3 separate regions of the Homo sapiens genome follow, and all the other regions are linked to region 1. A link is an interaction called in ENCODE POLR2A ChIA-PET data of the cell type or tissue named here. Cell type or tissue: HepG2. All regions are shown on one strand.

The links. ChIA-PET counts read pairs that join two places held together with the same protein. Peaks named below come from ENCODE experiments on the same cell type or tissue, not always from the same donor. Only the 100,000 strongest peaks of a DNase experiment are listed, where the experiment ranks them.
Region 2: POLR2A ChIA-PET joins it to region 1 with 11 read pairs; 15 of 35 experiments call an interaction of 5 or more read pairs at or near these places.
Region 3: POLR2A ChIA-PET joins it to region 1 with 19 read pairs; 3 of 35 experiments call an interaction of 5 or more read pairs at or near these places.

Annotation. Positions count from the first base shown.
Region 1 is chr12:75,663,146-75,671,145 of GRCh38, reverse strand. It overlaps LOC105369844 (a long non-coding RNA gene), which reads left to right. Exons shown (of 16, transcript XR_007063375.1): 7 at 7,340-7,426. Among named protein-coding and RNA genes, the nearest start is that of KRR1, 160 kb to the right of the region's middle. In HepG2, no CTCF peak of the experiment used is centred here; DNase peaks (open chromatin) are centred at 4,095 and 4,655; H3K4me3 peaks cover 653 bases.
Region 2 is chr12:76,023,197-76,031,196 of GRCh38, reverse strand. It overlaps PHLDA1 (pleckstrin homology like domain family A member 1), which reads left to right. Exons shown (of 2, transcript NM_007350.3): 1 at 1-687; 2 at 1,105-5,750. The coding sequence ends at 661. It overlaps PHLDA1-AS1 (PHLDA1 antisense RNA 1), which reads right to left and starts at 703. Exons shown (of 2, transcript NR_186034.1): 1 at 603-703; 2 at 1-286. In HepG2, no CTCF peak of the experiment used is centred here; DNase peaks (open chromatin) are centred at 2,476, 4,226 and 6,044; H3K4me3 peaks cover 3,336 bases; H3K27me3 peaks cover 335 bases.
Region 3 is chr12:75,985,692-75,993,691 of GRCh38, reverse strand. No RefSeq gene overlaps it. Among named protein-coding and RNA genes, the nearest start is that of PHLDA1-AS1, 41 kb to the left of the region's middle. In HepG2, no CTCF peak of the experiment used is centred here; DNase peaks (open chromatin) are centred at 3,081, 7,181 and 7,491.

The DNA.
Region 1 (8,000 bases):
CCTAAATGTGTCCCACTCGGTAGTGAAAGAAATTGTTTATCATCTGTTGTACATGCCCCATAATTCTCACCTCCATGTATTTGCTTATAAACATTCCATTGTGTATCTCTATATGCCCAACCTGCTTTTCAAGACCCAATTCAGTGCACTTCCACCATACATTCTTGATAGATCATCCCCAGCTATTCCCTGTAGTTTAGCATGTAGCTTCTACCTTGTTTTAATTATTTGTGAGCACATCTTACCTACCTGGACCAGTCTTCTCGAGGAGAGGTCTTTCTCTGATTGATAGTCCCAGCCTTTATATTTACTATAACAACAATAATTACAAAAAACAGACTCTTAATAAATATTTACTAAATAAATGCTTGAACTACAAATTAAAAGGTTTGTTACAAAAAAGATTTTGGGGAAAATGCAAATGTATCATTGGTCCTAAATTAAAGTAATTATTTCTTGCTTTGTAACAAATTATGACAAAATTTAGCGGCTTAAAACAACACACATTTATTATCTCGCTGTTTCTGTGGATCAGGAATACTGGCACGACTTAGCTGGATTCTCTGAGATAGAGTCCCTCGTAAGGCTGGAATCAATGTGTTGGTGAGAACTGAGCTCTCATCAGAAGGCTTGAGTGTGAAAGGCTGTTAGACTGAGGGCCTGAGTTCCTTGCTGTCTATTGGCTAGAGACTGTCTCCGTTTCTTGACACATGGGCTTTTCCAAAATCACAGCTTTTTTCATCAAAGCATACATGCTGAGAAAGCAATAGGGAGTCTGCTAACAGACTTGGCCAGAAAGCAATAGGGAGTCTGCTGACAGACTTGGCCAGAAAGCAATAGGGAGTCTGCTAACAGACTTGGCCAGGTGCGGTGGATCACACCTGTAATCCCAGCACTTTCAGAGGCCGAGGCAGGTGGATTATCTGAGGTCAGGAGTTCGAGATCAGCCTGACCAATATTGTGAAACCCCCGTCTCTACTAAAAATATAAAAATTAGGCCGGGCACGGTGGCTCATGCCTGTAATCCCAGCACTTTGGGAGGCTGAGGCGGGCGGATCATGAGGTCAGGAGATCGAGACCATCCTGGCTAACACGGTGAAACCCTATCTCTACTAAAAATACAAAAAAAAATTAGCCAGGCGTGATGGCAGGCGCCTGTAGTCCCAGCTACTCGGGAGGCTGAGGCAGGAGAATGGTGTGAATCCGGGAGGCGGAGCTTGCAGTGAGCCGAGATCGCGGCACTACACTCCAGCCTGGACGACAGAGCGAGACTTCGTCTAAAAAAAAAAAAAAAATATATATATATATATATATATATATATATATATATATATATATATATATATAAATTAGCCAGGCGGGGTGGCGGGTGCCTGTAATCCCAGCTCCTCAGGAGGCTGAGACAGGAGAATTGCTTGAACCCAGGAGGCAGAGGTTGCAGTGAGCCTAGATTGAGCCACTGCAACCAGCCTAGGCGACAGAGCAAGACTCTGTCTCAAAATAAATAAGTAAATAAAAAGACAGAAGTCACAATCATGTAACCTAATTATGGAAGCGACATCCCACCTACCTTTGCCATATTCTGTTGGCTAGGAGTAAGTCATAGGTCCTACTCATATTCAAGTGGAGAATATTACACAACTACGTAAATGTGAGGAGGTGGAGATCAGTGGGGACTGCCTTACAAGGTTTCTTGCATACCATGCTTTTTAAGAGTTCTTTGTCTTTCCTTACACTGTAACTTGCCTTGTATCAAACTTCTGAGTTTACAAAGCATGTCAATTATTTGAGGCTTAGATCAAGTGCTAGCTTCTAGTAAGATCTTCCTTGATTGTACATGTTGAGGTTAATTTCTCCTTTGATTGTATTATCCATAATACTTTGTACCCTTTTTCATGAATTAGATTTTATTTTGAATTCTTTAGGATAAATATGGTCAGCTTGCCTTTACCTGCCATAATTGCTTTCCTTATAGCAGGAGGAAAAGCATACAACATTAAGATTAGCACATTTCTTTCTTTCTTTCTTTCTTTTTTTTTTTTTTTTTGAGACAGAGTCTCACTCTGTCACCAAGGCTGGAGTGTAGTGGCAGGATCTCGGCTCACTGCAACCTCCACCTCCTGGGTTTAAGGAATTCTCGTGCCTCAGCCTCCTGAGTAGCTGGGATTATAGCATGCGCCACCACGCCCGGCTAATTTTTTTGTATTTTCAGTAGAGACGGGGTTTCACCTTGTTGGCCAGGCTGGTCTCACACTCCTGACCTCAAATGATCCACCCACCTTAGCCTCCTAAAGTGTTGGGATTACAGGCATGAGCCACCCCTCCTGGTCAGCAAGTTTATTTTCTAAAGTCTATGTCTCTTGACAATGAATAATACTACAGCTTGAGTGAAAAGATAATAGATAATGAGTGATAAGTTTCAAAGAATCTACTAGATCTGAACCAATATTGTCAATTATCTTATAACATTTAAGATTAAAAGAAATAACCCACAAGAGACATCTGGCACAGTGCCTGCATACAATGGTAGTTCATTCAAGGATTGATGCAGTTGTCACCTTCTTTTTAAATTTTCTTTTCCCCGCATCTTAGCACCCTCTTTTTATATAAACTGTTTGAAAATGCTGCTTGAGGTCCGGGCATGGTGGCTCACACTTGTAATCTCCGCCCTTTGGGAGGCCAAGGTGGGTGGATCACCTGAGGTCAGGAGTTCAAGACCAGCCTGACCAACATGGCGAAATCCCGTCTCTACTAAAAATACAAAAATTAGCCAGGTATGGTGGCGCATGCCTGTAGTCCCAGCTACTTAGGAGGCTGAGTGGGGAGAATCACTTGAACCCAAGAGGCGGAGGTTGCATTGAGCCAAGATTGTGCCATTGCACTCCAGCCTGGGCAACAAGAGTGAAACTCCATCTCAAAAAAAAAAAAAAAAAATGCTGCTTGAACTATAATACCAGGATTAAAATCACTTATTTAATTATTTAGTGTATTCAAACAATTATTGAGTATTTTCTAATGCCATTACAGACACAGACATTAGAGATACAGCAAGAAAAAAATTGAAAAAAGTAACTTTTCTTCTATTGGAGCTTGTATTAGGTTGGTGCAGAGGTAACTGTGGTTCTTGCCATGGAAAGTAGTGGGAAAAACTGCAATTACTTTGCACCAACCTAATATTTTAGTTAGGGGAGACTGATAATAAGCAAGTATGGCAGATAGTGATAAGTACTATAAAGAAAAATAAAGTGAGGAAGGGGATAAAATGATGAAGTGGGTACTATTAATATTTTGTACAGGATGATGAACTGGTATTTGAGCATGAACCTGAAGAAGTGAGAGATTAAGCTATGTGAATATCTGATAGAAGAGCGTTCCAGAAAGAGAGAAGAACAAATACAAAGGCTTTATAGAGGGAGCGTGATTGTGTTGGAGGAACGAGGAAACCAGCTGATGAGGAACCATTGAAAGTTCTCAGCAGAATAATACAGTCTGATAAATATTTCTAAAGGATCACTGCAGCTGTTGTATAATAAGTAGACTGTAGGAGGCAGGGATATAAGCAGAGAGACCAGTAAGTAAGCTACTGCACTATTCCAGGTTAGAGGTGATCAAGGTTTGAAGTAGAACCAATAGAATTTGTTGACTGATTGGATATGGGCTGTAAGAGAAAGATGATGTTACTATTATCTGAGATGGGAAAGACTTTGGGAGGAGCTGGTTCAGCAGGGGGAAAGATCAGTAATTTAGTTTTGGATATGCTAAGTTTGAGATGCCTATTGAACATTGAAATTGAGATGTCAAGTGGGAGGTTAGCACTATAGAGTTCAGGAGAGAGGTTGTGTTCTGAAAATATAGATTTGGGAGTCATCAGTATGTGGATAGTACCTAAGAAATCAATAACTGAATGAAGACAGAGAAGAGAAGGTCCTAGGGCTGAGCTCTGCAGCTCCACAGTGATGAGAAGGCCTCTTTCATCTGGAATGCTGCATCCTGTTTCACTGATTCTTTGGCAGAGCTACAAACCTTTTTTCTCCAGAATAGGACTCACCGCCTACTCAATCTGCTGAAGGGAGGCACTTTATCCTAGAAAAGCAGAAACAAAGTATGGTGAGAAGCAGCCTGATGTGTAATCCTTAACCGAGGGGATCTGTAAACACCTTTCTAAACTAAATTATGCAGAGTTTCTGTGAGATTTCTGTAGATCAGCATCAGGGTCTGGGGGCCCCTACAGGATGGTTGAAATGGAAATGAGCCCCGATCCGTCTTTTGGGGTCAAAGGGGTCATCCTGTCAGCTGAACTCCTTCCTCTTCACTTTTCACTGGTAGAATTTCAGAAAACTAAAAATTGTAGATAATAAAAAGGTTTAAAAGTAGCAATAAAACAATAAAAAAGAACAGTTAAATAAAGATAAAATGATACAAGAAACTAGGTTACATAAATGAACCCAACCCCTCCCTGCCACCAAAAAAAAAAAAAAAAAAAAAAAAAAAAGCAGAAGGCAGCAAGCAAACCATGAGGTAAGAACAACTAAGATAAAGGAAAATCTGAAACTAAAGGTCAGAGAGAATAAAAGAATAATCCAAACAAGCTAAAGTGATAGAAAAGAGAGTAAACAATGATTTCAAAGTCCAGGAGGTTAACTAGTCAATATTGACTAAATTAAAAATCAGTAGCACAAGTTCCAAAGATCAACTGAGAGAGTCTCTTTAGCTAAGGCCCAAAAGCCGCAAATAAGTTTTTTCTTCTGTGGCCTGGGATCCACGGGCAGCTGTCCCCTCAGCAGGTTAGGGGCCTGACTTTCACTCCGCACCTCTTCTCTCTGATTCTGGTATCTTCTCTCCTGGGTTCAGTTGCAGACAGGCTCCTGAGTCTCTACCACAGGAATGTCTGTGCTAGCCATCTTTCTCAGCTGTGACTCTACCCTCTGGCTGTTACTGATAGAGGAGAGGGAAGCACTTGGCCCAAGTTGGATCAATCAGAGTCTCTTTTTTGAAATCTGGATTTGTTATCAAGACTCACTCATTTAGGGATGGCCTCTTTAATCATAATATTAAATAATTAATATTTGTTGAAGATTTATGTGGTGAACATTGATCTTTATATGTGTTTTCCAACTAAATTTTTAAGAACCTTATGAAATCAGTATTATTATTGAAGAGGAAACTGAGGCCCAAGAGGTTAAATGACTTTCCCAGTGTCACACAGCCTGTAGATGGTAGAATTAGGATTTAAACTCACCTCTGTCTGACTCTGGAGCCTGTTCTTAGCCTCATGTAATAGTGCCTCTTTTGAAGAAAGGAGATATAAACTTGGAAACTGTGGGATCACTGTCTTTTGTCCACCACGTGAACAGAGAGCAAAGAATGAATTGACGTTTAAATATATAGAGGAGCTGCAATGGACTGAATGTTTATGTCCTCCTAAAATTCATATGTTAAAATCGTAACCTCAAGATGATGTTATTTGAAGGTGGGGCCTCTGGGATATGATTATGTCATTACAGTGGAGCCCTCCCTAATGGGATAAGTGCCCTTATAAAAGGGACCCCAGAGAAACCCCTTGTCCCTTACCCCATGTGAAATTACAGCTATCTATGAAAAAGGGAGTGCTCACCAGACATCAAATCTGCAATGCCTTGACCTGGGATTCTTAACCTCCAGAACTGTGAGAAATAAATTACTGTTGTTTATAAGCCACCCAGTCTGTGGTATTTTGTCATAGCAGCCTGAATGGACTAAGATAGCAATCAAGATGAGAAAGGGAAATTCCTAAGCTTCTCCTTTGAGTTTGGGCTCCGTTTCTACTACCACGCATTGTGAGCCACCCCTGCTTTTCCATAATATATTCCTTCCCACATTTTTTTTTTTTTTTGAGATGGAGTTTTGCTCTTGTTGCCCAGGCTGGAGTGCAATGACATGATCTTGGCTCACTGCAACCTCTGACTCCTGGGTTCAAGCGATTCTCCTGCCTCAGCCTCGCAAGTAGCTGAGATTACAGGCATGTGTCACCATGCCTGGCTAATTTTGTATTTTTAACAGAGACAGGCTTTGTGCATGTTGGTCAAGCTGATCTCAAACTCCCGACCTCAGGTGATCCACCCGCCTCAGCCTCCCAAAGTGCTGGGAATACAGGCATAAGCCACCACACCTGGTATTTCCCCTTTTTGTTTTAAACTAATTCAGTTATATTTCTGGAACTTGCAACCACGAATCCTAACTAGTATTGATGTGAGTTATGGAGGACCTCAAAGCTCCAAGCTTCCCTTATAAGCCAGGCTTCTTTTGATTGCTAAAAAATAGTGGCCTCTTGGATTTGGCTCTCGATCTTTTTTCTCTGCTACCCACTTTCTAAACTGTAGCTTCTTTGAGTACAAGGATAATTAATAGGTCTTTTTTGTGCTCCTAAAACACTAGATGTTTTGCAAATGCTAGGTCTCAATAAATTCTTGTTTAGATAAGTTAATTCATATGATTATGTATTTCCTTACACAAACGTGACACCTTCCTAAAGTAAACTTGGGAATGATTAAAAGGCTATCTTTCTAGAATGAAAAGGTCACATGTTACATGATTTTATTTATATAAAATATCCAGAATAGGTACATCTATAGAGACTGAAAACAAACATTTGCCAGGGACTGGAGAGAGGGGAGAATGGAGGAACTGCACAATGGGTCCAGGGTTGTATTTCGAGGTAACGAAGATGTTTTGCAACTATATAGAGGTCATGATTATACAACACGTGAATGTAATAAATCGGTCTGAATTGTTCAGTTTATAATGGTTGATTTTTGTTATGTGAATTTCATCTCAATTATAAAAATATTAACAAATTTCTATTTTCTGAAAAAAAAGTTACCTTCCATGTAGGTGGTAATCATCTGGGCTTGAGCTTATTGGTTTGAGGATGGTAGGTCAATTCTGGGCATGGGAGCAGGGCACTCCCTGACCATTGTCATGTTACAATGATTCCTTCATCTGAAATATAGGAGTCAGAGAACTCTTCACAAGAAGAGCATGGCACAGCAAGGCTTACTTTGTTCTATTCCCACAAGATAATCTATGTGAATTATAACCAAGGATTCGAAGAGAATGAGGCTGTTCTTACAGGATTCGTGAAGTCTCTAGAAGTTTTATGGGTTTGCTATTTTGTAATATCTCTATTGGCTAGTCAAAGCACACCTCATAGTTCCCTAAGTGGGAAAGGAAATATACATGTTTTTGTCACCACTGGAAATCATCCGAGATATAAAATGGGAGGTAAGTTGACGTCAAGGAAGGATCCAATTGTGTGTTCAATGCTTGAAAATGGCAATCTTCTGTCTATTGGCCCTTCTAGGATGAAGATAGCCCGAAAACTTGCCTGGAAGTTTAACAACAACAGAGGAGAGCTCCTTTATCATCAAAAGCCAAGAAAGCAATGCAGGTGATGACTTAATGTCATCTTACATAAAATATAAAGAGACTTTCTAGGAAAACCCTACTTTTGGATGCTTGTCTCTTAGAGTTCTAAACTTTTCACCCATTTAATTATAATAGGAATTATTTATTACTTTTTGAAACTTATGTGGAAAAAGGACCATCCCTGATTTGGGGACCAAAATTCTCCTACAGTTATTCCCTTGTTAGTGTTCTTGGAAATTCCTTATTTACAAAGTTCAGGTGGCTTCTAATTTCTGGCCAAGCTCAGATTTATGAAAGAAAATAATCAAGATGAAGCATAGATTCTTAGAAATAGAAAGCATGCAACTTCCTTCTTTTTGGGAAAGGATCCAGAAAATGAGGTTCAGAGAGGTTGACAGGCTTTTGCTGGAGCAGAAGAGAAATAATGGCCAGAAATGTCCACTTTGTGGGTCTTGATGCCACAATGCCCTAGTAGATCATGGAGCCCAGAACTTGGGTCTCTTGGTACTAGATTTTTTTTGCCTGTTTTAATTGGGAGGAAATGAAAATATTTGAGAGGCTTAATGTCATCTTTACTATTTTAAAAAGCACAGTTT
Region 2 (8,000 bases), 360 kb before region 1:
CCCGCCCAAGCAGCTGCAACACCAGCAGCAGCAGCAGCAACAGCAGCAGCAGCAGCAGCAACAACAGCCCGGGCAGGGGCCGGCCGAGCCGTCCCAACCCAGTGGCCCCGCTGTCGCCAGCCTCGAGCCGCCGGTCAAGCTCAAGGAACTGCACTTCTCCAACATGAAGACCGTGGACTGTGTGGAGCGCAAGGGCAAGTACATGTACTTCACTGTGGTGATGGCAGAGGGCAAGGAGATCGACTTTCGGTGCCCGCAAGACCAGGGCTGGAACGCCGAGATCACGCTGCAGATGGTGCAGTACAAGAATCGTCAGGCCATCCTGGCGGTCAAATCCACGCGGCAGAAGCAGCAGCACCTGGTCCAGCAGCAGCCCCCCTCGCAGCCGCAGCCGCAGCCGCAGCTCCAGCCCCAACCCCAGCCTCAGCCTCAGCCGCAACCCCAGCCCCAATCACAACCCCAGCCTCAGCCCCAACCCAAGCCTCAGCCCCAGCAGCTCCACCCGTATCCGCATCCACATCCACATCCACACTCTCATCCTCACTCGCACCCACACCCTCACCCGCACCCGCATCCGCACCAAATACCGCACCCACACCCACAGCCGCACTCGCAGCCGCACGGGCACCGGCTTCTCCGCAGCACCTCCAACTCTGCCTGAAAGGGGCAGCTCCCGGGCAAGACAAGGTAAGGTCCCGGCACTCGCGCTCCCGAGGAGTGGGTCTCGGGGGTAGTGAGTTGGGAGGAGTAGGAAGCTTGTTCACAGGTTCGGCTCCTGTATGGAGAAATCAAAACTCATACCAAGTTTCTGGGGCAATGGAAGAAACAGAAACAAGCTGGGGCCAGGAGAGCTGGGCAGAGAGGGGAGGCTGGGGAGATCCGGGCCAGGCAGGGGGCCTCGCGGACCGCGCCCGCGCCCGCGCCCATCACGACCGTCCTTGTCCCGTGGTGCGTCCCCCAGCCCCACTTGACTATATGTTTGGGCAGTTGAGGGAAACACCACGGTGTCTTTCTGAGCCCGCTTTGTCAGGCGGACTGGCCCGAACAGAACTGGTCTCGGAGGGTTCTTAGCCACCTACTTCACTCGGTGTCATTTCTTTCCAGGTTTTGAGGACTTGAGGAAGTGGGACGAGCACATTTCTATTGTCTTCACTTGGATCAAAAGCAAAACAGTCTCTCCGCCCCGCACCAGATCAAGTAGTTTGGACATCACCCTACTGAAAACTTGCGATTCTTCTTAGTTTTCTGCATACTTTTCATCACGATGCAGGAAACGATTTCGAGTCAAGAAGACTTTTATTTATGAACCTTTGAAAGGATCGTCTTGTATGGTGAATTTTCTAGGAGCGATGATGTACTGTAATTTTATTTTAATGTATTTTGATTTATGATTATTTATTAGTTTTTTTTTAAATGCTTGTTCTAAGACATTTCTGAATGTAGACCATTTTCCAAAAAGGAAACTTTATTTTCAAAAACCTAATCCGTAGTAATTCCTAATCTTGGAGAATAAAAAAGGGCGGTGGAGGGGAAAACATTAAGAATTTATTCATTATTTCTCGAGTACTTTCAGAAAGTCTGACACTTTCATTGTTGTGCCAGCTGGTTGAAATTAAAACTCTGATATTACTTTTTTTGAGGATTTTTATTTTTGTTTTTGCTTAAACATATAGTTTGTCTAGAAGTTTAAAAAGCTAAAAGTTAAAAATGGTGTAATTATGAAAATCTAACACTCAAGATAGTTTCTAAAAGGAAATCAGTAGTTAAGGATACCTGATTTCAAAATATTTAAAGCATAACCTAACTGATGGTAGGATGATTGTATCTTGAATATGTGGTAGGGCCACATCTATTGTAGGAAAACCTTGCTTTTATCATCTGTGTGTAAAGGGCTTAATAAGGAGAAGAGGCCTTTTGACTGATTTGTGAGTATAAATGCATTTGCTGTTTCATTTCAAAAATGTTGTGGAGGAAAAGAGTACATTTAACTTGTATAAGAGAATATTTGTACTCCTGTCCAGGCTGCAGGACCTTTCTTCGAGAGCTTTGCACACTTGACTTGAACCACATTTTCTGATCCCTTTACTTTGTTTTAGAAGCACACTGAAAAATCTCGTTGTTTAAAGTACAATTTGTAAATATTTCAAAGGTCTAGGAGTCATAACTTTTGTTTTCATACTGAAAATGATGTTGATCAGAGAAACCAACTGTTTTGCTTTTCATTGCTCTGTGAGAAATTTGAGGATTCTGTTTTGCTGTTAGGTAAGCTAAACTCAGAAATTGAAAAGGAAAAGACTGGATAAACACAGGATTTTCAGTAAGAAAACAACCCCAGTCTTGTCTTAGAAGCCACTTGTTGAGGAGTCTGTTGGGGGAAAAAAGAGGATATGCTTTTAAAGGTAGAACAAACCTTCTTCTGTGTTAAATCAAAAGGATGTTCAAAATCCACCAGGACAGATGCTACTTGGGTTTAAATGGAGCCATAGATGATACAAAGTCCTCTTGGGGCTGAAAATCACTTCCTATTTGCATGGCTTTACTAACTGGTTTCTGTTTTCCATTATCTTTTTCACAGAAAGTCTTGGTCAGTATTTTTCCAGCATTTAAATTGAAACGGTCAGTATTAGACCACTGCTAGGTTATGTAGTCAAGAAATAAAAATAGAATTACATGCTACAGATGTCTTTATTCTCCTTCCATCTAGAAAGGAGTTCCAAGGTCAAATTACTTTTTAGTGCAATAGTTAAATGACATTTTGAGATCATAACTCATATCCAAAAAGTTGCAGGGAAAATTAAAATAGCTTTCCCCTATTAAGCTAATGGCAAACAAAACTTAAGTGGACCCCCACTTCCAGTGGTTGTTTAGGTTGCAGTTGTGAAAATATGCTGCCAACATTTAAAAACTTGTTTCATATGTATATATGTATACACATATATGAATATGTATGTATATATACATATATGAGAACATGTGTGTACACATATATGAATATGTATATATGTGTATGTATGTATATATGTATATGAAATGAGAGCCACATCTAAAGATTTCTTAAATCAAGTTTGGTTCAGCTTCCTTAGAACTGTGGCTGTACTTTTTGAGGAGTACCTCATAGTACTATATTTTTAATGCATGCAAATCATAATAGCTCCAAATGAACCACAGTTTTTTCCCAATGGAGGATTTTTTTTTAATTCTTGTACTAAAAAAAAAAAATCCATACCAAATATTTTTACAAATTAAGATTGATGTAGGTTTTAAAAAAGGCATTTGTATGTTGTTAGCTTACATATGGGGCTAGGTAATTTCATTGCTTAAAAAGATGCGCCTAGGCTCCCTCTTGGTGGCTGGATTTCTTTTTCTTCGCCCGTGGTGGCCATGGTTCTTAATAGGGCCACCGGAATCATGGTTTCTTTTTTTTTTTTTTTTTTTGAGATGGAGTCTCGCCCTGTGACCCAGGCTGGAGTGCAGTGGCACGATCTCGGCTCACTGCAACCTCTGCCTCCTGGGTTCACGCCATTCTCCTGTCTCAGCCTCCTGAGTAGCTGGGACTACAGGTGAATGCCACCACGCCCGGCTGATTTTTGTATTTTTAGTAGAGATGGGGTTTCACCATAGTGGTCAGGCTGTTCTCGAACTCCTGACCTCAGGTGATCCACCTGCCTTGGCCTCCCAAAGTGCTAGGATTACAGGTGTGAGCCACCACACCCGGCCCCAGAATAATGGTTTCTTGACTTTCTGTAGCCCTTGTTCCTTAGTCTGCTGTGATATTTATGTTGACCTTTATCATTTTCTATTCTGAACCCCTCTTAGCATTTAATGTGAAATCTAAGAAATTAGAAGTAGAATGGCTTTTATTGTTTTGACACCTTTGAAATTATTATTAATAATTTTTCCAGAGCAAAAAAGCAAACACGCTCAATAAGACTAAACAAAACAAAATATAAATGTACATCATTTAATGTCCCAGTGGCTCTATTCTACCTGTAAGAAAATGATACAAAACCACCTAAGATATTTTGAAGCCTGACAAATCAGCTTCATGGAAAAAGGTAAAAAATGCATTTTTCAACCGAAAGGGCAGATCCAATAGAAGACCCGCTCCTTAAATAAACATAAAATGTAAAAAGTTGGAAAATTAAGAGTAATGTTCCATCTGGAAACTGAACTTTTGTCCTTGAACTTGTGTTGGCACCAAGCCTCATACACAGTGAGCTCAATAACTGTTGGGACAAAGGAAGGAAGGACAAAATGTGTAACTTCCCAGCATCTGGGAGATGCTGTCTCTTGCCTCACTGAGTGTTCCTTTTCTTTGCTCTCATGTCATTCCCTGAGAACAATGAATTCTGGGACAGGCTAAACATCATGATGAAGTTTCTTAAACAGACTTTCTTAGTGGAAATCCATTTAGATCTGGGTGTGCTCTATGGGGAGTGCTGACGTCAAAGAGCAAATGTCTATAAGGGGCCCTTTTAAAATGAACATTTTCCTCATTGAGCAAGCTGGGATTCTCTAATGTAGAAATCAAGCCATCTTTATAATTTCACTTCAGATGTTTATGTTTTTGTTTTTTTTGTCTCCAATGATGGTAAAAATAAAAACTACGCATTACTTAAAGGAGTTTCCCTCACATGTAAACACTGTTAGGAAGTCTGGATTAAGTTGAAAGTCCTGTTTTAACTTTTTTTCTCTCATATACCAAACACTCTGTATTTCTCTTAAAGAAGCCCTTTAAGAGAAAGCCCTAATTTTATATCTGACAGTAAAGTTTGCTGCAAGTGTATGAGTTCAAACACATCCCTTGTTTTCTGTCCCTAGGGGAAAAGTCATGTAGTTTTAGCTTGGCTCCAGTGTTAATATTATATTCAGTAGCAGCCTTAGAAGAGTGGTCTAAGACTTGAACCTGGAGCAATTTTATAGCACAGAATCCTACGAAGATAGGACTGTGAACATTTGTTTTCTTTTTCGTGTGTGTCAAACTAACTGGTTTTTGCTTTACCAATAAAATGTCCTCGGCAGAGTAAATTTTAAACGTGAAAATTATAGATCTTGATATTGAATCCATCAGTGATTCAAGAGATACACCTATTTGCCTAAAACAACCTAAGATGTATTGGTTATGGAATCATGTGTTGGATAGGTTCTTAAGACCTGTTTCCTCAAATCTTGACACAGTTTTCAAGGGTGGCTTATTGACTTGCACGGTTGGGCAGATAATCCAGATTTACCTAAGATTGGGTAAAAAAGTCATCTGTGACTTTGCTGGCAGGGCATTTGCTAAGTGGAGTACAGGATCTAAAAGGGTTTTCTTAGAAAGGGCAATATTGTCCAATGAAGTAAGCAGAAGGACTCTGGGTTAGAAGCATCTGCACAAAAACTGGTGAGACCTACTCTCCACTGCTCTGCAGCTGGATGGCTGATGGCAGGCTGAGCAGTGGGGAAGCAGGTTTTAACAACAGGGAGTCCTTCCAGGTCACTGTATATTGAGAAGAAACATAAAACTATTGTCTGTTACATTCCGAGGTCAGCCTTCTTCTTAACGTTTTATAATATGCAAATGCCAGCTTCTGGAAAGCAAGTATCATCATGTACCAAATGCTTTATACACCATCACATTCATGAATTTTTTAGCATGGTCAGAACTTGTGTAAATATGTCTCTTAGATGATTTTGGGGAGATGTGATTTATTTTTCATATTTTCAAAATGCATTTCATTTCAAATAAAGTTATCTATTGAGACAACCGACCTGTGGACCTTTTGAAGGCCTTGTTCAACTGGCACATGCATTGTGTGTTCCTGTGAAACAGAGATTCTGAATTGCTTGGGCATTCTGGGAAAAAAAAAGACCATTTTTGAGGTTGGGAATTCATCTTTTAAAAAATTCACTGGGAATTTGGAATATGAAAATTCGCTCAGGTATGTTGGTGAAAAAATTAGCTTTCAGAATGCTAATGAACTTTAATTGAATTTTCCATAGTTTCCCAGAGGACCAGAAACAGTTCCTAGTGAATCAGCTCAACAGCAATACCCTCTTGAGTCCCAGAGGTAGTCTAGTTCTCTTATGTCTCTTGGGAGGGTAAAGCTTTGTCTCTGAGTCATCCTTCAAACGGTATTCATAGACCTTCCTATTTTGTGTTGAAAGCAGAAGAGGGACTTGATTCTTTAAAGAAAAATAGCATAACTTTATTCTTACAATCTCCACTGGCATCTAAAAGCCTTTAAATCTCAAAAGACTTTAAAATAGGAAACTTGAAGGCATTTTTTTGTATCCCTTATGCCTTAGCATAGTCATGCATTGACAGCTTTACTACTCTAGTTTTTTTGTTTTGTTTTTTTTTTTAAAGAAAAAATGTGAGAAGACAAATTACTATCATGCTGAGGGGACTTCAGGGACACGGTGTGAAATAAATGTGTGTAGTAGGTGGTAGCCCAGGATTGGTAAGAGCCAGGATTTGAGAGTCATAGTACACGGGTTCAAGTCCCAGTTTCACAATTATTAGCTGTGTAGATCTTGAATTACTTAAACTCTTGGAAACTCAGTTGTTTCCTTTTCTGTAAAATGGAGTTTATAAAGGTACTTATTTTAGGGTGGTTGAGGAGATTTAATAAGTTAGGATACATAAAATTACTTAGAGCAGTGCCTGGCATCACTATGAAAGGAAGCTCCTTGCATTAGGACAGATAAACAGGTGGGGAATCATTATAGCCATATGAATATATAATATATGGTATTCTGAAGCTAGGCATTGTATTTTCTGAGATCTCAGCACTTATTTATTTATTTAAAACATAGTGTTGCTTTGTTGCCCAGGCTGGAGCACAGTAGCGCCATCTTGGCTCACTGCAATCTCCACCTCCAGGGTTCAGTTCTCCCACATCAGCCTCCTGAGTAGCTGGGATTACAGGCGTGTGCCACCACAATGGCTAATTTTCGTATTTGTAGTAGAGACGGGGTTTCATCATGTCGCCCAATCTGGTCTTGAACTCTTGACCACAAGTGATCCAGCTGCCTCGGCATCCCAAAGTGCTGGGATTACAGGTGTGAGCCACCATGCCTGGCCTCAGCACTTCTTTTTCAACGGTAAGAACAGTATAGTTGACCACATCCTTGTATTCAACTTTGAAAAAAGAGAAAAATACATTATAGAAATACTATTTACAATTTTATTATTATCATTATTTCTTTGGAGACGGAGTTTTACTCTGTCGCCCAGACTCTGAGATGCGGTGGCACAATCTCGACTCACTGCAACCTCCGCCTCCTGGGTTCAAGCTATTCTCCTGCTTCAGCTTCCCGAGTAGCTGGGATTACAGGCCCACACCACCACGCCTGTATTTTTGTATTTTTAGTAGAGACGGGGTTTCAGCATGTTGGCCAGGCTGGTCTCGAACTCCCGACCTCAGGTGATCTGCCTGCCTCAGCCTCCCAAAGTGCTGGGATTACAAGCATGAACCACCGCACCTGGCCAATTTTTATTATTTTTTAGAGACATGGTCTTGCTCTGTTGCCCAGACTGGAGTTCATTGGTGTGATCATAGCTCACTGCAGCCTGGAACTCCTGGGCTCAAGCATCCTCCCACCTTAGCCTCCCAAAGTCCCAGGATTACAGGGATCAGCCACCATGCCTGCAAGCACTACCATTTTAATGACAATTTTCATTTGCTTATTACTTTCCAGTCTTGGTCCACATGCTCATGTATTTTAAGTTATTTATAAATTATTCTATCAAAATAGTCCATATGTGGGTGTGGTGTTCTGCCCAGATTGCCACTTCAGGACAGAGAGGGCATTCAGTCACCATATGTGGAAGTGTTGGTGGCTATCATGTTCTCAGCAAGTCCTTTCCCTGAGGACCCACCTTGTCCTAGAACACACCCCCTCCTTGGGGGTAACCTGCATCCTGTGATGGGTCTATGGGGAGTAGATGAAGGCCAGGCCAACGGTAAAGGATCATCCCAGCTGCAGAGCTGCCTGTGGAATTGGCAGAGGCCTAT
Region 3 (8,000 bases), 320 kb before region 1:
GATTTTGGTAACATCCTACTTCTGTGCCAAAGCTGAATAAGAAGCAGTTAATGTGGTTAGTATTTAAAACTAAATTCAATTAATTGTTAGCAGATGCAAGATTGATTGGAGTGGGAGATAGTGGGAGGAGGGAAATAGAATACCTTTCAGATTTAAAAAAAGCCTATTCATGAACATTTAATAGCAAGCTGCTATGGAAACTTCTGAAAATTTTTTTGTTTGTTTTAATAAATTATGGGAATTCTACTTTGCTGTGAGGGAGATGGGAAGCAAAAGTTGTTCAGAGGAATCTTCAAAGGGCAAATGAGCCTTTTCTTTGATAATTTTGTCTCAGATAAAGTTGCTTCAAAGAAGACTGCATGCAAGAAGAGTGTTTGATGCTAACGTGCTCTGAGCCCCTTTAATGCCAAAGTTCTGGGAAAGGCTCAGGATGAGTGGTATTTTTACCATCTCTTGGTACTATTCTAGTGAAACTAAACAGTAATTTTTTTTTTTTTTTTTTTTTTAACACAGAGTTCTGCTCTTGTTGCCCAGGCTGGAGTGTAGTGACATGGTCTTGGCTCAGTGCAACCTCTGCCTCCTGGGTTCAAGTTATTCTCCTGCCTCACCCTCCTGAGTAGCTGGGATTACAGGTGCCTGCTACCATGCCCAGCTAATTTTTCTATTTTTAGTAGAGGCAGGGTTTCACCATATTGGCCAGGCTGCTCTCGAGCTCCTGATCTCAGGTGATCCACCCGCCTCAGCCTCCCAAAGTGCTGAGGTTACAGGTGTGAGCCACTGCACCTGCCCTAAACAGTGATTAAAAACAGCAAAGTGTCAATGAGTGAGGATCTACATTTATATTTATCTTTTGCTATAATTTAAAATTATATGCACATGATGGAAGGAATGTAAGAGTGCAGCACTGTGAAAAACCATATGATGGTTCATCAAAACATTAAACATAGAATTACCATATGAGGCTGGGTGCGGTGGGTCATGCCTGTAATGCCAGCACTTTGGGAGGCTGAGGCGGGTGGATCACCTGAGGTCAGGAGTTCGAAACCAGCCTGGCCAACATGGTAAAAACCCCTTCTCTACTAAAACTACAAAAAATTAGCTGGGTGTGGTGGAGTGTGCCTGTAATCCCAGTGAGTCAGGAGGCTGAGGCAGGAGAATCGTTCGAACCCGGGAGGCGGAGGTTGTAGTGAGCCAAGATCATGCCACTGTGCTCCAGCCTGGGAGACAGAGTGAGACTGTCTCAAAAAAAAAAAAAAAATTACCATATGAACCAGCAATTCCATTTCTGGGTATATACACAAAAGAATTGAAAGCAAGGACTTGAATCGATATTTGTACGCCAATGTTCACAGCAGCATTATTTGCAATAGCTCAAAGGTGGAAACAACCCAGATGTCCATCAACAGATGAATGGATGACAATGTGATATATACATACAATAGAATATTATGTAGCCTTAAGAAGAAATGAAGTTCTGACATATGCTACAACAGGGATGAACCTTGAAGACATTATGCCAAGTGAAATAAGCCAGACACAAAAGGACAAATATTGTATGATTCCACTTATGTGAGGTTCCTACAGTAGTCAAATTCCTAGAGACAGAAATCGAATCGTGGTGGCAGGGGAGAGTGGGGAGTTGCTTTTCAATGTATAGAATTTCAGTCTGGGAAGATGACAAAGTTCTAGAGATGGATGGTGGTGATGGTTGCACAACAAGCTGATTGTGTTTAATGCCACTGAACGGGACACTTAGACATGGTTAAAATGGTAAGTTTGATATTACATATATTTTACCACAATAAAAATCCCCAGACATTTCACATAAAAGATACCTATGCTTATGCAATTAATTTTTTTCCCTTGAATAAAGCGCTCAATATAAAGCATGACTGAGACGAAAAAGTGTTTCTTCCAATTCAATCAAGCATTCATTTGCGAATCCTAGCTAATTTGATTACAGTGCCAAGTAAAGCAGTGGTTGCTATCATTCAGGATAAAGAAGCCTGGGGAATTTAGCCTTGCAAGCCTAAATCTAGAAGAGATAAGGTAGAAAGTGCAGCATCTTCACCTATATTTAATATATTTATGGATTTACTTGTGGGTTGAGGGTATTTTAGGTGAGTGGAAAACAATGGGCAAAGGCATGCATGCAGGAATAAGTATATGGTGGGAAGGGTAGGGAGTTGAGGGAGGGAGGTGGGGTAAGGGACAGTGAAAAAGCCATCCCATTCAAAGGGGAGGTTACATGACAGCAAGTAGTGAGATAAAATCGTGGATTGTGTGAGGTGAAACTACAGGGGGAGTTCCTAGTACACGATGTACTAGGAATCCATGGTAGGTTCTTATTCTGGTTTTATGTGCACTGCATATGTCAAAATACAAATCCTTTCTAATTTTTTTTTTTTTTTTTTTTTTTGAGAAGGAGTTTTGCTCTGTCACCCAGGCTGAAGTGAAGTGACATAATCTTGGCTTACTGCAACCTCTGTCCCCAAGGTTCAAGCAATTCTCCTGCCTCAGACTCCCAAGTAGCTGGGATTACAGGTGTGTGCCACCACACCTGGCTAATTTTTGTATTTTTAGTAGAGATGGGGGTTTTGCCATGTTGACCAGGCTGGTCTCGAACTCTTGACCTCAGGTGATCCACCCGCCTCAACCTCCCAAAGTGCTGGGATTACAGAAGTGAGCCACCGCATCTGGCCCTTCTCTAATGTTGAGTCTGCATTTTTCAGAGAAGAGGAAAAGATGTGTCCTTTAGCCTTTAGAATTTCTAATCTTTTTTAACAGGGTTCTGCTACATCGTGCAAAGATACTTTCAAATGCAAAGCTCTGTGCATGGAAAAATGAAGCAACTGCAAAGAAGGCAAATTATATTTGCAGAGCACACAATGACTACACTCCTGTGATATTAGAAAATGACAAAACTGATAACTGAGTTCTTGAAATACATTCTTGTGACAAACTACGCCATTTCTAGTTATCTGATTTGCTTTTCTTGAAAGCTAAAGTGAAGGTCACAATGTATTGACTTGTGGCATAAATATAAACGTTTCCTTCAATTTTTCTTCTGACATCATCCACTAGCTGGAGAACATGGAGACTTTTTGTTTGATTTGGAGAAGGCAGTGTATTTACCAATGGCTGAAGAGTGATTAAGAAATAATGTAACTTCAAAGAGTGTGTGGAGAGAGGCCTAGATAAAGATTGCATGGATCTCTTCTAGATACTATGGAAAGTTGACTTAGGTTAAATTTGAACAAGTCCTGTTGGAAAGGTCATTGAAAGTTAAGAATAGGCTCAAGTGTCTCTGGTGTTATAAAAACATTGTCTACAATGGTAGTCCCTTGCATTGCTTAAGAGGCTTGAGTCTATTGTCAGGATCTTGTATAATATTGTGAATGTGCCGCCTGGGATCATGAAAAGGTCTTAAGCTTCTTTCAAATGCCTGTGAAGTAGGAGCAAACATTTTTCATATACTGCAGTTATTAAAGATAGAGTGATCCATTCAAGTGTGATCAACAAATATTATTAACAAAGGGAAAGAAGATGTCAAAGACACTGGTTCTACATGGATAGGTTATATGTTGGATAAAATTATCGTTAATTTTCAGGGATTCCTGAAACCAGGCTCAATCAGATTCTTTCTTTATGGCTGATGAAAAGCTACGTGATTTAGTCTTGGGAGGGTGTATGTGTCCAGGAATTTATCCATTTCTTCTAGATTTTCTAGTTTATTTGTGTAGAGGTGTTTATAGTATTCTCTGGTGGTAGTTTGTATTTCTGTGGGATCTGTGGTGATATCCCCTTTATCATTTTTTATTGTGTCTATTTGATTCTTCTTTCTTTTCTTCTTTATTAGTCTGGCTAGCGGTCTATTTTGTTAATCTTTTCAAAAAACCAGCTCCTGGATTCATTGTTTTTTGTTTGTTGGTTTGTTTGCTTGTTTGTTTGTTTGTTTTTTGAGATAGAGTTTTGCTCTTATTGCCCAGGCTAGAGTGCAATGGCGCGATCTTGGCTCACTGCATCCTCTGCCTCCTGGGTTCAAGCGATTCTCCTGCCTCAGACTCCCGAGTAGCTGGGATTACAGGTATGTGCCACTATGCCCAGCTAATTTTGTGTTTTTAGTAGAAACGGGGTTTCTTCATGTTGGTCAGGCTGATCTTGAACTCCCAACCTTAGGTGATCTGCCTGCCTCAGCCTCCCAAAGTGCTGGGATTACAGGCGTGAGCCACCGCGCCTGGAGATTTATTGATTTTTTGAAGGGTTTTCGTGTCTCTCTCTCCTTCAGTTCTGCTCTGATCTTAGTTATTTTTTGTCTTCTGCTAGCTTTTGATTTACTCTTGCTTCTCTAGTTCTTTTAATTGTGATGTTAGGGTGTCGATTTTAGATCTTTCCCACTTTCTCCTATAGCCATTTAGTGTTAAAAGTTTCCCTCTAAACACTGCTTTAGCTGTGTCCCAGAGATTCTGGTACATTGTGTTTTTGTTCTCACTGGTTTCAAAGAGCTTATTTATTTCTGCCTTAATTTCATTATTTACCCAGTAGTCATTCAGGAACAGGTTGTTCAGTTTCCATGTAGTTGTGGGGTTTTGAGTGAATTTTTAATCCTGAGTTCTAATTTGATTGTGCTGTGGTCTGAGAGACTGTTTGTTATGATTTCCTTTCTTTTGCATTTGCTGAGGAATGTTTTACTTCCAATTATGTGGTCAATTTTAGAATAAGTGCGATGTGATGCTGAGAAGAATGTATATTCTGTTGATTTGGGGTGGAGAGTTCTGTAGATGTCTATTAAGTTTGCTTGGCCTCAGAGATAACACCACACATCTACAACCATCTGATCTTCGACAAACCTGACAAAAACAAGAAATGGGAAAAGGATTCCCTATTTAATAAATGGTGCTGGGAAAACTGGTTAGCCATATGCGGAAAACAGAAACTGGAGCCCTTCCTTACACTTTATACAAAAATTAACTCAAGATGGATTAAAGACTTAAACGTAAAACCTAAAACCATAAAAACCCTAGAGGAAAACCTAGGCAATACCATTCAGGACATAGGCATGGCCAAAGACTTCATGACTAAAACACCAAAAGCAATGGCAACAAAAGCTAACATTGCCAAGTGGGATCTAATTAAACTAAAGAGCTTCTGCACAGCAAAGGAAACTATCATCAGAATGAACAGGCAACCTACAGAATGGGAGAAAATTTTTGCAATGTATCCATCTGACAAAGGGCTAATATCTAGAATCTACAAGGAACTTAAACAAATTTACAAGAAAAAAACAACCCCATCAAAAAGTGGGCGAAGGACATGAACAGACACTTCTCAAAAGAAGAAATTTATGTGGGCAACAAACACATGAAAAAAGCTCATCATCACTGGTCATTAGAGAAATGCAAATCAAAACCACAATGAGATACCATCTCACGCCAGTTAGAATGGCGATCATTAAAAAGTCAGGAAACAACAGATGCTGGTGAGGATGTGGAGAAACAGGAACACTTTAACACTGTTTGTGGGAGTGTAAATTAGTTCAACCATTGTGGAAGAGACAGCATGGCGATTCCTCAAGGATCTAGAACCAGAAATACCATTTGGCCCAGCAATCCCATTACTGGGTATATACCCAAAGGATTATAAATCATTCTGCTATAAAGACACATGCATACATATGTTTATTGCAGCACTGTTCACAATAGCAAAGACTTGCAACCAACCCAAATGCCCATCAATGATAGACTGGATAAAGAAAATGTGACACATATACACCATGGAATAGTATGCAGCCATAAAAAAGGATGAGTTCATGTCCTTTGCCGGGACATGGCTGAAGCTGGAAACCATCATTCATAGCAAACTAATACAGGAACAGAAAACCAAACACAGCATGTTCTTACTCATAAGTGGGAGTTGAACAATGATACACAGGGAGGGGAACATCACACACTGGGGCCTGTCATGGGGTGGGAGGCTAGGGGAGGGATAGCTTTAGGAGAAATACCTAATGTAGATGATGAGTTGATGGGTGCAGCAAAACACCATGGCACGTGTATACCTAGGCAATAAACCTGCATGTTCTGCACATGTATCCCAGAACTTAAAATATATATATATATATATATATATGTAAAGCTACATGAATTTTGGTAGTGCAGAAAAGGGCCAAACTATAGTTTCCATTTCCAGCAAAGCCACAGAAAATGTCAAAGTGTAGGAAGCCCAGCTTTCTGTGTAGCCCAGCTAAAAGTGCTTTGCCAAAAAGTAAAGAACCAGAAGGGAAAACATTTTCTTTACTTCTCAGACTATTGTTGCTGTGTAGACCCCTACTATCCAATATGGTAGCTACCACCCATTTGTGGCTAATAAGCAATTGAAATGACACTAAATCTGCACTGAGATGCTCTATGAGTATAAAGTACATACCAGATTTCAAAAACTTAGTACAAAAAAGAAAAAGGAATGTAGAATAACTTATAAATGATTTTTAATATTGATTTCATATTTAAATGATGTTTTGGGTATATTGGGTTAAAACTAAATAACTAAAATTAATTTCACCTGTTTCTGTTTATAATTTAATGTGTCTAGTAGAAAATTTAAATTATATAAGCAGCTGGCCTAATTTTCTATTAGGCAGCACTGATGTAGGTGGTGCCACATTGACTTTAAGCACAATAACATTTTTCACTAATGCACTTCATTCTGCCAGCACAGACAGAAGTCTAAACTCCGTTAAAAGTAGGAATCAGTCTTTTTAACCCCTAAATTATTGCCTTAAAAACGAACTGCTTTATCTTACAGAGGTCTTCAGAAATACCCAATGCAGTTATATTTTTTACACTTTCTTTTGCATTTGTTTAATTATTTTTTCAGCGTGCTGTCGTAATGATAACTTTCTATTCTTTGGAAAAATTAGATCAGATGATTAAATCCCCTTCTGAGCATTTAGAAGGGGGTAGCCAAAGAAAGCTGATTTGAATACAGGGAATAAACAGTAATTAAACTGTAAATGTTGATTTCCTTTTGAAGTCCACTGGCGTGTTTGGTGTGAATAAAGAGTACATTGTCAGTTATTATTCCTGCTGCCACAGTTATGGCAGATGAGAATCGTTGAAAGGCTAAGTTAAATTGGGGAGTTTCCCAGGGCTGCTGTACTGAGACTGCCTTTGTTTATATTAAAGCCTGAATTTTCCCCCAACCTCAAACAGTACACATCGATTTTTTCAATAAAATCTGAGAGTTTTTTTCTTTTCCTTTCAAACTCATCTGCTGTGCTGTATTCTGGAGAGGAGTTTTAAGACCTGGAAACGTGGCTTATTGTAGGAAACTAAAAAAGATTTATTTATTTCGCTGTGCATTTTTTTGAAGATTTTAAAACAGTAATCTCAACCTCAGCTGTTTCTTAGACTCAGGTGACGAGGTTTGAAAACTTCCAGGGTCCAGGGTGCATGCCAGTCAATTATGTTAGAAACGCTGGGATAGGGCTAGGGATCAGTAATTGTTAACCACCCCCAGGTGATTGCAGTGAGTTGCTGAGGCTGAGAACCACTTCTGCATTAACAGTCTAAGGAACACCTGTGTCCACCAGTTTTTCCCAGAAGCACTCAAGGAACCCGGCTTGCAGTATGCACAAGAGTTAAGTTTCTAGACGACTTTTTTCCTCCCTCTGATGGAAAATTAGAGGGGCAGTACATTGGTTCACTCTGAAACACATAACAATGTATACTTTTCTCACGCTCTAATATAAACACCGAAGAGACTTTGATGATTATAAAACTGACACAAGTTCAATAATTACTTGAGCTCATTTTATTCAGGATATGTGAGCTAGGCTGTTTGTCTTTTAAAGCCACACACACAATAAACACACATATACACATACAGAATCGAAGTATATTCTGCCAATATGTTTTCACAAGTTATTACATCAGCAATTTCAGCTGGATTCTAGAGGACATTTTCGGCAGGGTGAGTATAGTAGGCATTGTACTGAATTA